3 separate regions of the Homo sapiens genome follow, and all the other regions are linked to region 2. Evidence: chromatin loops called from intact Hi-C (ENCODE). Cell type or tissue: mammary epithelial cell. All regions are shown on one strand.

Region 1 (5,000 bases), 110 kb after region 2:
AATGCAAAAGCAGGCAACAGGTCCTGCTTCTTCCTTAAAGTTCTTGTAATTTAACTTGTTATAACTTAAAACCAATGGTATACACAAAATTACTTAAAGCATGTAAAGACAGAAAATACATACATGGCATGAAAAAACTATTTGAATGGATTTTTGAAGAGTTGAGACATAAGAGAGATAAAGGTAATGAAGAAATTTTTATTACCTTCCTTCATTGTATTTTACTACACTAAAGCTTGCTTCCAGAGATAAAGGTAATGAAGAAATTTTTATTACCTTCCTTCATTGTATTTTACTACACTAAAGCTTGCTTCCATTTACTTAATCTCATAGCTTAGGAATTCACTCAAAAGGTACAGCTCAACTCTACAAGTAAAATGAATCATCAGGATTTTTAGAATTATTTCAAGTGTTATAACAAATATGCATCATGGTGGAACAGGGGCAAAGAGACTGAAAAAAAACTTTGCCATTCGATTTTTAAAAATTTTTGTGACTGTGGCTAGAATGAGAGTATAATGGAACATAATGATAATAGTATTACTTAAGATGCAGTGGCCCAGCTCTTTTAAATGATAATTAACTCCTTAAAATTAATTTTAGATTTTTTTAAAAGGTTGTGTTAATTTTAGAATGTCAGGAACTTATGTCTCATTTTCTGATGTGGAAAGTAAAAATCCCAGCAAATTTATTCAGGGATAGGAAAAAAAATGTAGCTGAAATAGGAAAGAGATGAGGATTCATTGTACAGTAGCTTTTTAAAAAGATATACTTGCCAGTAAATATTTCAAAGGTTTGGAATAATGATAGAAGGAAGGTAGAAGATCTTAAATCAGACAGTTTATACTCAACACGAACTAAAATACATGAAAAGGTTCATTATGATTACTACTTGCCTTGTGATACCAATTATTTTGCAATTGTGCAATAATTCTTTGCCTGCAACTCCTAGGACACATAGGGGCCAAGCATATATATCTTGGGCATTCCCTGAGTAACAGTCCTAAGAACTTGCTATATAATGTTTTAGGCTGGCAATTGTGTGCACTGCACAAAAACTGGCAGATGCGGTCCAGGTTTGATTATAGATAAGTTTAGGAGTAAGGAAGTAGATTTTTTTCTTTTTAGATGTATTGCTGAGTCTCATGGAGCCAGGAGGGGTCAAGCAAAAAAAACGTTTAAGCTAGCCATTCTTAATTCTGGCTGCAAATCAGAATACCTGTGTAGTTTAAAAAAAAGTCAGATACTTCAGCCCCACCTAGGTCCATCAAAACATAATGTTCAGAAATGAAATCTGCAAAAATATGTTCATAAAAAGTGTCAAAGGCAATTCTGATGTAGAATCAGGGCTGAAAATCATTGTATTATCCAATTGCATATAAAATATGCAGTATAGTGATTAGATCAGGGTATTTGCTTGCATTATATGTATCAAAACATCACTATATATCCCATGAATATGTACTATTATTGTCAATTAAAAATATGGGGTAGTCTTTGCTTTTATATCTTTTTTTTTTTTTTTACCAGATAAATCCATACCATATGTTTATAGAGCTCAGAATGTTATTTAGGAAAAGCTAAGGTACATAGAACCTGAAAAAATTATACACTAAGAATTTAAGAATAAACTGAAAATTTGTTAAAATAAAACTGTAATTATGCCAGCTGAGTATTTAAAATGTTATTGAAATTATCCCCAACCAATGTTAGAAAAGAAAGAGGTTATATACTTAGATAAAAAATGAGGTGAATTACTATCCATTGAAATCATGCTCTTAGAATTAAGGCCAGGAGATATTGTCATTAATGTAGACTTCAGACACTAGAGTATAGCAGCCCTATGTTTTCAAAGAGCAGAGATGCAATTAGATATTGTTTAGCATCAAAAAGGCCACTCAATACAGCTAATAAAATGAAAGACCTAATTTCTAAGCAATTCTTTATAATTTACAAAGTTTTAAGATTCTAGAGGGTAAAATAGTATCACTTTTAAGATAAATTTAAGTATTAACAAAAGGTAAGAAAAGAAGGCAAGATGTAAAAAATCAATGACATTTAAATGACTAAAGAAACTAAAGGAACTTCAAAGAACAAGCCCACTCTTACCAGTACCTATCCAAAACAACAGCAGCATGAGTTAACAATCTAGCTTTTAATTCAATGGTAAATGAGGACCTCACAAATCTCAAATGTAGTCTCAGTTTGTCAATACTAGGTTTCTATAATCAGTTAATTTTTCCAGAATCCTAGTTGAGTCTCTTTCATTTCTTATCTCTCCTCACATCTCTAATATCATATTTTCACTAGGAAAACAAAGGAACTTTGTTTAGAAGGGAACTTACCTCACTGCTAAAGGTTATCAACTTACCTGCATGAATGTTTGCATGTGTTTTTAATAGTAACAAACACCTGTGTACACAGGTTTACAGTCACCATTTATTTGAAATGACAGTAGTTATTAGACACTGGTTCACATATGATCTCAGTCATCCTGCCTAGGGATGCAAATGTGATGTGGCTGGGAAGTTTTCAGGCAACTGTGTATGACTAATACACAGCTGCCCAACAGTGAAATATTAGCTGCCCAACAGTGAAGTATTCTCACATTGATGGCTTAGGCAATTATGTAGAGTTTCAGTATTTCCTGTCCACAAAATTATCAATTTATTTAAAAAAATAAATTTATAAATATCTGGAATCTCCTAGGAACTCTCTATCCTTCATAAATATAGATGTAAAAATTACTAATAGCATTTTAACAAATAAAATATAATAAAGATAATAAGTCACAATCAAATTGTGTATTACTGAAGGCAAGGTTGTTTTAACATTATGAAATCAATTGATGATATCCACTGTATTAACAGACAAAAAAAATAAAAACCTTATCATCATCTCAAATGGTGCACAAAAGCATTTGACAGAATCCAACATTTACTTGTGTTAAAAATTCTCAGCAAATGAAGAATTAAGAAAGGCAGGAGAGCTCTCCTATACTGCTGGTGGGAAATACATTTTTTGGAACATAATTTAGCAGCCTTTAAAAAGTTAAACATACAGAAATCATATGACCATGCCATTTTTCTCTCAGGTTTTTACCTAAGAGAAATGAAAACATATATCCATAAAGACTGGTATATGAATGTTCGTAACAGCCATGTTTGTAACAGCTCCAAACTGTGAACAATCCAAACATCCATCAACAGGTAAATGGATAAACAAACTGTGGTATATCTACGTGAAGGAATACTACTCAGCCATACCAAGGTATGGGTTTTTGATTCATACAACAACATGAATGAGTATCAAAATAACTGTGCAGAGTAAAAAAGCCAAGAAAAAAAAAAAAGAGAGAGTCCATAGAGTATAATTCCATTCATACACAATTTTAGAAAAAGCACATTATCTGTAGTGATAGAAAGCTTTTGCTTAGAGAAGGCTGGGGTGAAAAGGGGTAAGAGGGAGGTATCAGAAAAGGATCCAAGGAATTTGAGGGGTTGATGGATATTTTCAGTATCTTAATTGTAATTATGGTCTCACAGATAATATACATATGCCGAAACTTATCAAATTATGTATTTTAAACATGTATAGTCTATTGTATGTCACATGTACTTCAAGATTGCTATTAAAAAATTACAACTCAATCATGTCTTTGGGTTACTGCAAAAGCCTTCTAAATGATCTTCCTGCTTTTCTTCACTGTTTTCTGCATAGCCAGTGATACTTAAAATTACACCAGAGTATATGTGCGAAGGTTGCTCTGTTTATTATCATCTCGAAGAGACTTTCTCTGAAAATTTCTAATCTCTATGCCCTTTTTATAGCTTTTATCACTTTCATATAAATACACATGTGCATGCATATGTGTGTGTGTATATATATATTTTGTGTGTGTGTATATATATATATATTTACATGTGGTGTGTATTTGTTTACTTATGTTTATGCCTTTATTTAGAATGGAAACTCCACGAAGGGAGGAAATTTGTTTTATTTCTTCTGGATTCCCCAGCACTTAAAACAGTGTCTTGACACATGGTAAATTCTCAAATACGTGCCCAATGAACAAATATACCTACAGAGCCATTTGCTATCCATTCTCTTTCAGCCTTCTTCCCTGCATTATACATCACTTTTTTGCCACCTCCTGTAGGAGTTTGGTCAGGGTGGTGGGAAAAGTTGTAAGAAAAAGTTATAGGGAAAGATGCAAACCTTCTTGGAAGGCCAGGAGGCTTTGCAAAAGCTTCCGAAGGGAATTATGGCTGAAGGCCGCCAGATTCTCTTATCAGGAGTCTGAGAGAAAAGAGTAGATAAGGGAATGTAAAGGAATTTATCTAGATAAATTTGTTTACTCCTTTCTCTAGAAATCAACCTTTGATTATTCATGCACAGGACTGCTCTCTACTTGGGGGGTCGACAATGTTCATTACCCACAAATTGTGTTTGCTCCAAGCCTTTATCATTAAATCTGAACTAAATAAATGCTAGCAGGGCTGGCTTAGGGGGGCTGCACTCTCTTGGTGGCTGCTGCACTCTCTTGTTGGTGGTGCTGAGCCATGCGGTCCCCTAGCCACGCTGTCACGCAAAATTCCTGTGTCAGTGTACTTCTTTCATCCATCACTCGGCCAGAGTCTGTGGGACAGACTCGGCAGGTGGTGCCCCGTGTGAGGAAGGCTGCAATGGATTGCGATGGAACCCTCAAAAACGAAGGTTAAGAGACTGCACAGTAAGTCATTGGTGCCCGCTTGGGATTTCCAAGTTCGAGGGAATTGTTCAGGCTAGGGTTTCATCATGGGACAGTGGTTGTCAGCTCAACAGAAACAGTATATAAAAGTACTGAAACAGCTGCTTAAAGCTAGTGGAGCCCCAGTTTCGCAGGCTCAATTAAGGGACATAATGCAAACTGCTGTTTCCCATAACCCATGGTTCCCAGAAGAAGGTATGCTAGACATAGGGCTCTGAGAACAAGTGTGGAGAAATCTTAACATCATGCC
Region 2 (5,000 bases):
AGAATTACCTTGGTAATGCCTTGGCTTCTTAATGGGTGGCATGTTTTGCCTTTCCCTTTATTCTAACTTTGGGGGTTGGCTACTCTTATTAAACAGTTCAGATTTAATACATTCATTCTGGAATAAACATTACTAAATTTGGAAGGAGAGCAGTTTGAAACCAGTGGGAAGTACCAGAGAAAACTGAAAAATCCAGATTACCAGTGTTTGCTACAAAAGGACAAGAAAAAGAAAAGTACAAAACCAATGTTACTTCATGACATAATACTGATGTGTAATTATTTCTAATTGTATGCATGCTTAATCAAATACTCATGAGCAAAATGAGTTTCTATTAAGTATTTTAAAGGCATAAATAGACGAAAAATTTGTAACCAAGATCAAGTCTTGCAAGGAGCTAGGGAGTACCTGAGAGCTCCTAAGAACCAAAAACTGAAGGTAAACTAAATGTAAGCGGAAATGAGCAAATACATTATAACATTAAATGGAGTATGATGCGCCATTAAAATGATGCTGTAAATCTATGCTTTTTGAAATCTAAATATGTTTATGTATATGTATATGTTTAGAAGTTCTATGATTAAAGCAGTTGTAAAGTAGTTTTACAGTATTAAAGACTTTTAATTATTTAAATTAAAAGGAGAGAGCAAGAATGTATATGTCTTTATGTGTGTGTATGTCTATTAAAAATTTCAGAAATATACATCAGAGTGTTAATACTGGTCATTTTTGTATGATAGGATTAACAATAGTATTTTAAAATTGTTTATTTTTGTCATTATCTAATATTTTAAAAACATATGTTTATTATGTATTTGGGTGTAAAACCCATGAGGACATTTCAATTTTTTTAAGTTTGATTTAAAAAAATAAGCTTACCTATAACATTTAAATCTGCTTCTGAATTTGTTTGGATCATTCCTGAACAACAGTTGAAATAAGACCTATATAGATGACAAAGATTAGGGGGTAGAGTTTGTCATTGGCTTTTTAAATGTGCAAACTTGAATCAAATTAGACTTCTAGGAAAGATTATGATATGACTGCATGTTTACATAGCACACTAAACAAAATAATAAGAGCAACAGAAAATAATAAAGGAATCTTCATTCATAAGTAAATTAGTAAATCACCAAAATCCCTTACTAAAGAATCTGAAACATATTTACCAATTACAATAATACTTCCTCAAAATAAAAGGAAGGGGCTCAGCTTTGGCATATAGCTTCCCTAATTAAGAGTAAGATGCTGTTTGGGAAGAAAGTAAGGAATACTCCTAAAAATTCTTTACTTGGAGATAGGATCTTTTGCAATTTGAATGAGTTTCAGGAGTAATGTGGGTCACCATTTTGGATTTCTTAGACCATCAGCTCGGTGAGGTCAGGAACCATAATGTTTTTGTTAACAACTTTATCCCCAGTTTCTGGTACATAGTAAAGGCTGAATAAATATTTGTTGAATAAATGCCTGGAGTTGTTTCCCCTCCCACATAATGGCAAAAGTGGAAGGAGAAATGAAATGGCCATGTCATTTTAATTTAACCCAATCTAGTTTCACAACTAGTAAGAAACAACTGCTCAGCCACAAAGCAAAGTTAGCCAAACAGACATAAGTAAATATTTATCCATAAAACAAAACTATGAACCTAAGAGCACAACACTGATATGGGAACCTGCCAGGATGACCTGAACTAATCCCTCTAAAATGAAGGAGCAGCCAAACTCTGGGAGAGTTAAGGTTTGAAATTACTAAATCTCATGCTTTTAATCATTGTGTTAGGCTGCAATATTTTCTAAAGAAGACGAATTAATCTTCCCAATGACTAAATTACAATAACATACTTGTTGAAGGTAACATTTTACTAAAATACTGTTTTGCTCTTCTAAATGGCCCCAAATTAATCAGAATAACTTTTCTGATGCAAAATCCACAGGTTTAATAAAAAATTGGTGATACAGGTTACCTCTTAAGAGACCGTGAAATAGCTACTTGAGACAGTCAGGAAGTCAGTGTGGAACATTATAAAGATCTGAACCCAACTGTGTCTTATGCATTAAGCAGTCACAGAGTTCCACTGGGATTTAGAATGGACTCCGGATCTGATGACCTTGCCTTCCAAGAATATTTTTCCACATCTTAAATTCTATACTTGTTGTCAAGATCCAAGCTCATCAAAATTCATGACTCATTTAACAATAAAATCAATTCATTTGTCTTTATTTTATTACCTTATCTGTGTGGGAAAACTAAATTAGAGTCTTGTGTCAGCCAAGATCTTCAAGCAGAAGCCTATTTGATACGGACGTAGGGGATAAATAATAGTAGGTCTGGCCTACCTGTTAAACAACCAAAAATTACTCTAATGTAAGAAAGTTACATTGATTAGATTACTAAGATAACACTTACTAAGATTAGATTACTAAGACAACACATTACTAAGAAGTGAAAGGCTTGGAGCCATCATTCTACTTTGACAAAGGCTAGGGACAAAGGCTGTTCTGGGTCTTTGGCATCAGAAAGAAGCTCTTGGATGTTCTCTGAAGTATCAATATTAGCTATCCTAGCTTCAATTACCTTCATTCTCCATGTGGCTCTCTTCTAGTTTCAAATTTCCAAGAAAGAGAATTGGGTTGGTCCAACTTAAATTAGACATCTTTATCCTTGGTAAATCACCCTGGCAAGAGTTTCTTTGAGGCAGGAGGTGGTAGTGGCACAAACATAGCTATAGGGTAGAACTGTGAGCTGAGTCATTGCTCCAGTACATATTACTGCAGGGGGATGACCACGTGGTCAGTGCATGTGTTTGTGGGGGTAGAAGGAGATAGTGTTAAATTATTCTTGGAACGTGGCTTAACCACTGTTGGGTTTGCTCTATGACAAAATCAAGTGGCATAGTCATATCTGACTGATATGAATCAGCAAAATGGAAATGGGGCGAATTCTGCAGCCTTGACCTATGACTAGGTTTCAGTATTAGAGTTCTTTCCACCCTCTTTAAGCTCGTGTTGATAGAAACAGCCATCATATTTTCTTTGCTTCACATTTCTCAGGGTTACTTCATAAGAAGTGAGAGCTGATTTCCCATTGACTCATGCATTTCCATATTTAGCTCATTAGGTGCAGGAAGTCTACATCTTGTTGGTTCAATGTTTTCATTAGGAATTAGAAATTTTCAGCAATTACTTGCTGGACAATGCACAATCATATCTATATCTTTTACTCAAAATGGTATCTTCTGAACTTACATTCCAACATCTTGTAATTTTCAAATCTTTCCCATTTGTAAGGTGAAATGATCATAGTAATATACTTGTAAAACTTCCCTTATACATGAATATCAGAAAATATATGTGGCAAAGTGTTTTAGTTATCTATTGATTCATAATATTTTATTTCAGAATTGTCTCAAAAAACTCACACATTTATTATCTCATTCCATTTATTATCTCACTCTGTGGATCAGGAATGCAAGTACGCTTACATGAGGTTGTAGCGATGGTGTCAACTGACACTATGGTCGCATTTGAAGGCTCAGCTGAGAGGGGAAATATTTCCTAGCTCCCTCACATGGTTGTTGATAGGATTCAGTTTCTCATGGGGTATTGAACTGATGACCTCAGCTCTTTACTGGCTGTTGGCTAGAAGCCTCGCCTGTCCCTTGTTAAATGATTATCTTCTTAGGGAAGCTATGAAAAAAATCTCCATGCTAGTTGGCTTTTCTTAGAGTGAGCAAGTGAGAGAGCAAGAGGGTGCCAGGACAGAAGCCACAATGTCTTTTTATCCTAATCTTGTAAGTGACATCTCATCACTTACTTCTGCCACATTCTATTCATTAGAAGTGAGTCACTAAATTCAACCCACACTCAAAAGGAGGGGAACTCCAGGAAACAGAAATCATTGAGAGTTCTGTTAGAGGCTGCCAGCCACACCAGGGAACTGGAATTACAGGTATATTCTGACATTTAAGAAACAAAAGAAAATCATGAGATAAAGAATAATAAGGTAACAACATTCAAATCGAGGAGACTGAGAAAAAAAATGAAAGGAGTTTACTATTATGATTCTATTAACCAAGAAGAAAAGTAGTTTGATTAAAAAGACAGATTTTCATTGGCAAGCATGAAGAATTTCACATTTACATCAAATATTCACTTGGCCACAGATTTTTGTATTAATTTGAAGAGTGTGCTTAGCTGCCCTCTATAATGGGCAGCTTCCCAAAATGACTTGTGCTGATCAACAAAAAGAGTTAAGTAAATATACTGTCAATAAAGAGAAGCCTTGTAAAAGAAACTCAAAATGAAAAATACAAGGAAAATGTGAAAAAATTAACATTTTTAACAAAGCAAGTTTATAAGAAAGATACATAGGGAAAAAAGGCAACAATTTAATCAACTTACACTGTACAAAAGCAAAGTATTTTATTTCAAGAGATACTGGGCTTTTTCAGCTTTACAGGAAACTGGCCAATTATACCTCTTCATATGAAAAACAAAGATAACCAAGTCCCATGAAGATAAGCCTGGATAGACTGTATTTAGATACATTAACCTTCTTAATGAACTACAGACAGTCCCTGAATTAAATGATTTTTTTTTTTTTTACTTTATGGTGGTTCAAAAGCAATACACATTCAGGAGAAACTAGACTTCCAATACTTATACAACCATTCTGTTTTTCACTTTCAGTGAACTATTCAATAAATTACAGGAGATATTCAACACTTTATTAGAAAATAGGCTTGATGTTATATGATTTTGCCCAAATGTAGGCCAATATAAGTGTTCTGAACACATTTAAGGTAGGGTAGGCTAAATTATGATGTTTGCTAGGTTAGGTGTATTCGATGCATTTTCATCTTATATATTTTCAACTTGCAATGAGTTTATCAGGACATAACCGCAACATAAGTCAAGGAGCATCTATACTCTGATATGGATACCCAAAATGAAAGCTGTATGGGATGGGTGGTATAGCTGAGAAATAAACATAGAAAAAGA
Region 3 (5,000 bases), 93 kb before region 2:
ATCTTAGCCAAAAGGCTGGGAAGTAATAGAAAAATGTATATTCTGTGGTTGTTGGGTGCAATGTTCTGTAACTGTCTATTAGGTCCATTTGATCTAGAGTCCCGTTGAAGTCCAGAGTTTGTTGATTTTCTGCCTCAGTCATCTGTCTAGTGCTACCACTGAGGTGTTGAAGTCCCCTAATACTATTTTATTTCTCTCCATCTCTTTTCTCAGGTCTAGTAGTGTTTGTTTTATAAATCTGAGTGCTCTGGTGGTTGGCTCATACATATTTAGAATAATTATATCTTCTTGTTGAATTGAACTCTTTATCATTACGTAACAACTTTCTTTGCTTTATTTCACTATTGATTATTTAAAGTCTGTTTTAACTGTTATAACTATAGCTACTCCTGCTTTTTTCTGTTTGTTTGTTTTCTGTTTACATGGTATATCTTTGTCCACCCCTTCATTTTGAGTTTATGGGCCTTCACTTATTTTGCGGGTTTCTTGTGGACAGCAAGCAGTTGTATCTTGTTTTTTTAAATACAATTGACCTATCTATATCTTTAAGTGGAAAATTTAAGTCTTTTATGTTTAAGATTCATATTAATATGTAAGGTTTTCTTCCTGTCATAATGTTGTTACCTAGTTGGCTTTGTAATCTCAATGTGTAATTCCTTTATAGGATCTGTAAACTTTGTACTTACATGTGCTTTTATTATGGAAATCATTGTCCTTTCATTTCCATGTTTAGAACTCTTTTGAGCTTTTCTTGTAGGGCTGGTCTAGTGGTGATGAATTTGCCTTAGCATTTGCTTGTCTGAGAAAGACTTTATTTCTCCTTCATTTATGAAGCTTAGTTTGGCACTATATAAATTCTTGACTGGCATTTTTTTTTCTTTGAGAAGGCTGAAAATAGGCCCTCAATCTCTTCTGCCTTATAAAGCTTCTGCTGAGAAGTCCACTGTTAGTCTAATGAGATTTCCTTTATAGATTATTAGAGGCTCCCCTCTAGCTGCTTTTAGGATTTTTTTTTTCTTTCATCTTGACTTTGGATAGTCTGATGGCTATATGCCTTCATGAGATTCTTCCTGCAGAGAATCTTCCAAGTATTCTTTGAGCTTTTGTATCTTAATGTCTAGTTCTCTAGCTAGGCCAGGAGAGTTTTCTTGAATTATTCTGTCAAATATGTTTTCCAAAGTTTTTACTTTTTCTTCTCCCTCAGAAATGCCTTTTACTCATAGATTTGGTTGTTTTACATAATTCCATATTTCTTGAAGGCTTTGTTCATTATTAAACATTTCTTTATCTTTATTTTCGTCTGACTGGGCTAATTTGAATGACCAGTCTTCAAGTTCTGAAACTCTTCTGCTCAGTTTAGTCTACTCATAAAGCTTCCAACTATTTTTTGTAATATCATCAATAATTTTTTTATTTCCCAAAGTTCTGTTTTTTTAAAAAAACTATCCATGTCTTTAGTAAATTTTTCATTCATATCCTGAATTGTTTTCCTGATTTTTTGTGTTGATTTTCAACTTTTTCTTGGAACTCATTGAGATTTCCTACAATCCATATTTTGAACTTTTTCTCTTATTTCAGAGTTTTTATTTTGATTAGGATCCAAACTCATTTTTGATTAGGATCCATTGCTAGACATCTAATGTGATCCTTTGGGGATGTTGAAATGTTGTTTTTTGTTTGTTTGTTTGTTTGTTTGTTTGTACTGCAGGAGTTCTATGATGATTATTTCTCATCTGGAGAAGCTTGCTCTTCTTATTTTTGAATTTTCTTTTGTTTGGATGGGAATTTTTATTTATTTTTCCCCTTGAGGTGTGACTGTAATGTATGTTGTATATGATCACTTGGTTTCAATTCTGGATGCTTTCAAGGGGCCAAGGTTCTGGTATAAATTCCTTGGTTATAGATAGCTTTTCTATGTGTGGTGGCTTTCTCAAGTGCTGATTGTTGTAACAATGCATTGGGTATATGAACTGGCTCACTATTTTCTGTGGGGCTAAGAGCTGAGATCTCAGGAAGCGTATCTCATTCCCTAGCACTATGCCTTTCTGTAAGTGGGGTTTTTTTTTTTTTGATTATGCAGTTCAACTTTCAGTCCTGTAGGTGGCACTTACAAGTAAGAGCTGGCTCATTCCCAGATACCCCAATGATCAGTGGAAGCACCTACCCTGACTGGGGTGGTTGAGAGAGCACATGGTACAATGCTCTGAGGTATCCTCAGAGGTGGCAAGGAGGGGGCTGTATCAGTTCCCCATCCAATTCCCTATCACACCACTGTCCCAGAGCTTGCAGCCTTCAGTTCAGATAGACCCTGCCCTTTATCTCCAGGCTAAATGGAACTGAATTCTGCAGAAAATGCACATCCTGTGGCTACCCTGAATTGGCCTGGAGTGGAACCTCTTCCCTCAGCCCCAAACAACTCTGTGGCTGGCCAGCATTCAGCTGTAGGGATGCCATTACTCCACATAGGAAGAGGATGTTGAATCCTGCCCTTTGTGCAAGCCTGGGCTCGTGGGCACACTTTCAGTAGGGGTTTAGTAACCCCACATAGTCCTGGAGAAGCTATCTCCAGGTATACCCACTCCAATACCCAGTAGGAAAACCTGTGGCTGCATCCACAGCAGTGGATGGGGGGACAAGAGAAGACCCCCCACCTTCACATCTGTTCCTGGCCACTGGTGCTGCCTGTCTACTGAAGTAGAACAACATTCCTCCCTTTCAGAGATCAGCACTATGCCCTCATCTTCACTGGGATGGGCACAGTTACCTTCTGCTCACAAGCATGAGAGGGCTATCAGATGGGGAGAACACACAATCAGGTTTCCTTTGTCCTAAGGGGCACTTTGGCAGGCTGCATTGCCCCTTGCCCTATGGGTAGCTCATGCTAAGAGCCAGATCTTTGGGGATACCTCAGCTCCCCAGTCTTGCCAGTCTCCTGTGGTTGCCACAGTCAAAGTGGGCTCTAGGGAATGTTTGCAGGGGTTCTAGGATGGGAAGACATAACAGCTGATATTCTCCGGGCAGAATAGTGGCTGAAACTTTTAAAAGTCCTAGTTGATTCAAATAGAACTCTATTGGTGGCACAAATGTTACTTTTCTGACTATGTCTAGGACAAAGATGACAGTTTATGAGGGATTCATACAGAAAATTAAAGCATAATAGGTGACCAGCCCAGTACTGAATACTGAGAGCACCTGAACAAGAATGTTTCTAGCCTAACTTAAGTTTATGCAACCTGGAAAACAAAATTACTGATCTGAATTTCCAGTTGATGCTGAGATTCTGTCAGAAATTTATCTGTTCATGGTATGGAGTAAATTGTTCAATGACGGCCGGGCGTGGTGGCTCACGCCTGTAATCCCAGCACTCTGGGAGGCCAAGGCGGGTGGATCACGAGGTCAGGAGATCAAGACCATCCTGGCTAACATGTCTCTACTAAAAATACAAAAAATTAGCCGGGCATGGTGACAGGCTTCTGTAGTCCCAGCTACTCGGGAGGCTGAGGCAGGAGAATGGCGTGAACCCGGGAGGCAGAGCTTGCAGTGAGCCGAGATAGCGCCACTGCACTCCAGCCTGGGTGACAGAGCGAGACTCTGTCTCAAAAAAAAAAAAAAAAAAAAAAATTGTTCAATGTCATTAAACCATATGACTCTGTTGTTAAAGAAAACATCTCCTAAGGCAACACATTCAAAAATTAAGAAAAACAGGGATGATTTTTAGATGTCATTTTCAACAATTCTTTCATAGACATTTAAGATATATTTTATTTCCTAACACAAATAATGTGTTTCATTATTTGTTTGATAATCAGTTTAATCTTTGGCAACCTCCATTTCTGTAATTTATGACATCTGGTTAAAAAAAATCCCCAAGCAGCCAGGGAGCTTAGTCACAGATGTCAGCATGAAGTGGTAGTGAAAGCAAAGCGTTCTGACTTCAAAGGGTTAGGAAAGACTTGTAACAATGTAATAAAAAGAATAGATGCCACAGACATCATAAGTGTCAGAAAGAGCCAGAAACTCAGAAATGAAAATGTGGAGATAAATCAACATATGCTGGGTTTCAGTTTTCCAAGTTCCCTCCATCTTCAGCAACCATCCAGACACTAAGATGTGTTCTCATTCTTTATATCTGTGACCCAAATTAACTTTATCTCCAACAACCCCCTACTCATCCCTTCCTCCCACTCTACTCAAAACTTCCTTTCAATCAGTCAGAAAAGACTTTTACAACTTGAGAGTTTTATGAGTTGGGTTGTACTTTGTATTAATATTGTTCTCTTCCAAATTTATCCAGGAGTTTAGTATAAAAAATGTTATCAGGCATTTTTTAGGTCAGCCTCCATTGGTGTTGGCCCCATTCACAGGCTCTTTTTACAAAATAGACCCCGGTACATACAGGATGGCAAAGGCAAATGGTGATTGCTCTCTCCTCTGCATCCCTAGCAGTTCCTGGAAAAGGATTCTGGTTGGTCAAGGTTAGGTTTCATGCCATACCTTCAATTTGGGTCACTACTAGGGAGAGAAGGAACGTCTTGTAAAAGAAAAGAGGGAGGGAATTTGTTATCAGAAGAGCAAGAATGCTGGGCTTAGAAAAGCCAATTCCAAGAGACAATTTGAAAGAAAATTACTAGAAAGCTAGAGAACAGAGAGAGAACAGACTTTCCTTCAAGTGACTCAGATCCAAGGTCGGCAACAGGAGGATGCCGAAGTATTCTGTAAAACAGTGCTTTTTAAGAACCCTATTTTGCCAGATGTTTATCTTCCAGATTGAGGGCAGTGAAACTAGTGAGGTAAACAAGATAACAATAGCAAGAAGCCACTCATACCCATGAATACATTGGGAGAAGGTAATATTATTGGATACTAGAAGCTAATTAGTTTGACAGAAACAGAGATTCACAGAGAGAGTGGTTATGGGGCAGCAGCTGGCATCATGGTGAACGTACAGCCACAACTGGGATGCCTCCTGTAGCAGAGAGAGAAATTGTTCCCCAGTGTCA

Evidence for each region. Peaks named below come from ENCODE experiments on the same cell type or tissue, not always from the same donor. Only the 100,000 strongest peaks of a DNase experiment are listed, where the experiment ranks them.
Region 1: it touches region 2 in a loop (2.0-fold over the local background); 3 of 110 quality-filtered maps call a loop at or near these places.
Region 3: it touches region 2 in a loop (6-fold over the local background); 3 of 110 quality-filtered maps call a loop at or near these places.

What each region holds. Positions count from the first base shown.
Region 1 is chr12:88,183,693-88,188,692 of GRCh38, reverse strand. The region is part of intron 10 of TMTC3 (transmembrane O-mannosyltransferase targeting cadherins 3); the gene reads right to left. Among named protein-coding and RNA genes, the nearest start is that of TMTC3, 44 kb to the right of the region's middle. In mammary epithelial cell, no CTCF peak of the experiment used is centred here; a DNase peak (open chromatin) is centred at 2,512; H3K27ac peaks cover 611 bases.
Region 2 is chr12:88,297,706-88,302,705 of GRCh38, reverse strand. No RefSeq gene overlaps it. Among named protein-coding and RNA genes, the nearest start is that of TMTC3, 160 kb to the right of the region's middle. In mammary epithelial cell, no CTCF peak of the experiment used is centred here; DNase peaks (open chromatin) are centred at 2,875 and 3,865; H3K27ac peaks cover 2,354 bases.
Region 3 is chr12:88,390,690-88,395,689 of GRCh38, reverse strand. The region is part of intron 1 of LOC124902978 (a long non-coding RNA gene); the gene reads left to right. Among named protein-coding and RNA genes, the nearest start is that of KITLG, 190 kb to the left of the region's middle. In mammary epithelial cell, a CTCF peak has its summit at 2,113 (motif pointing right); DNase peaks (open chromatin) are centred at 2,179, 2,479 and 3,889.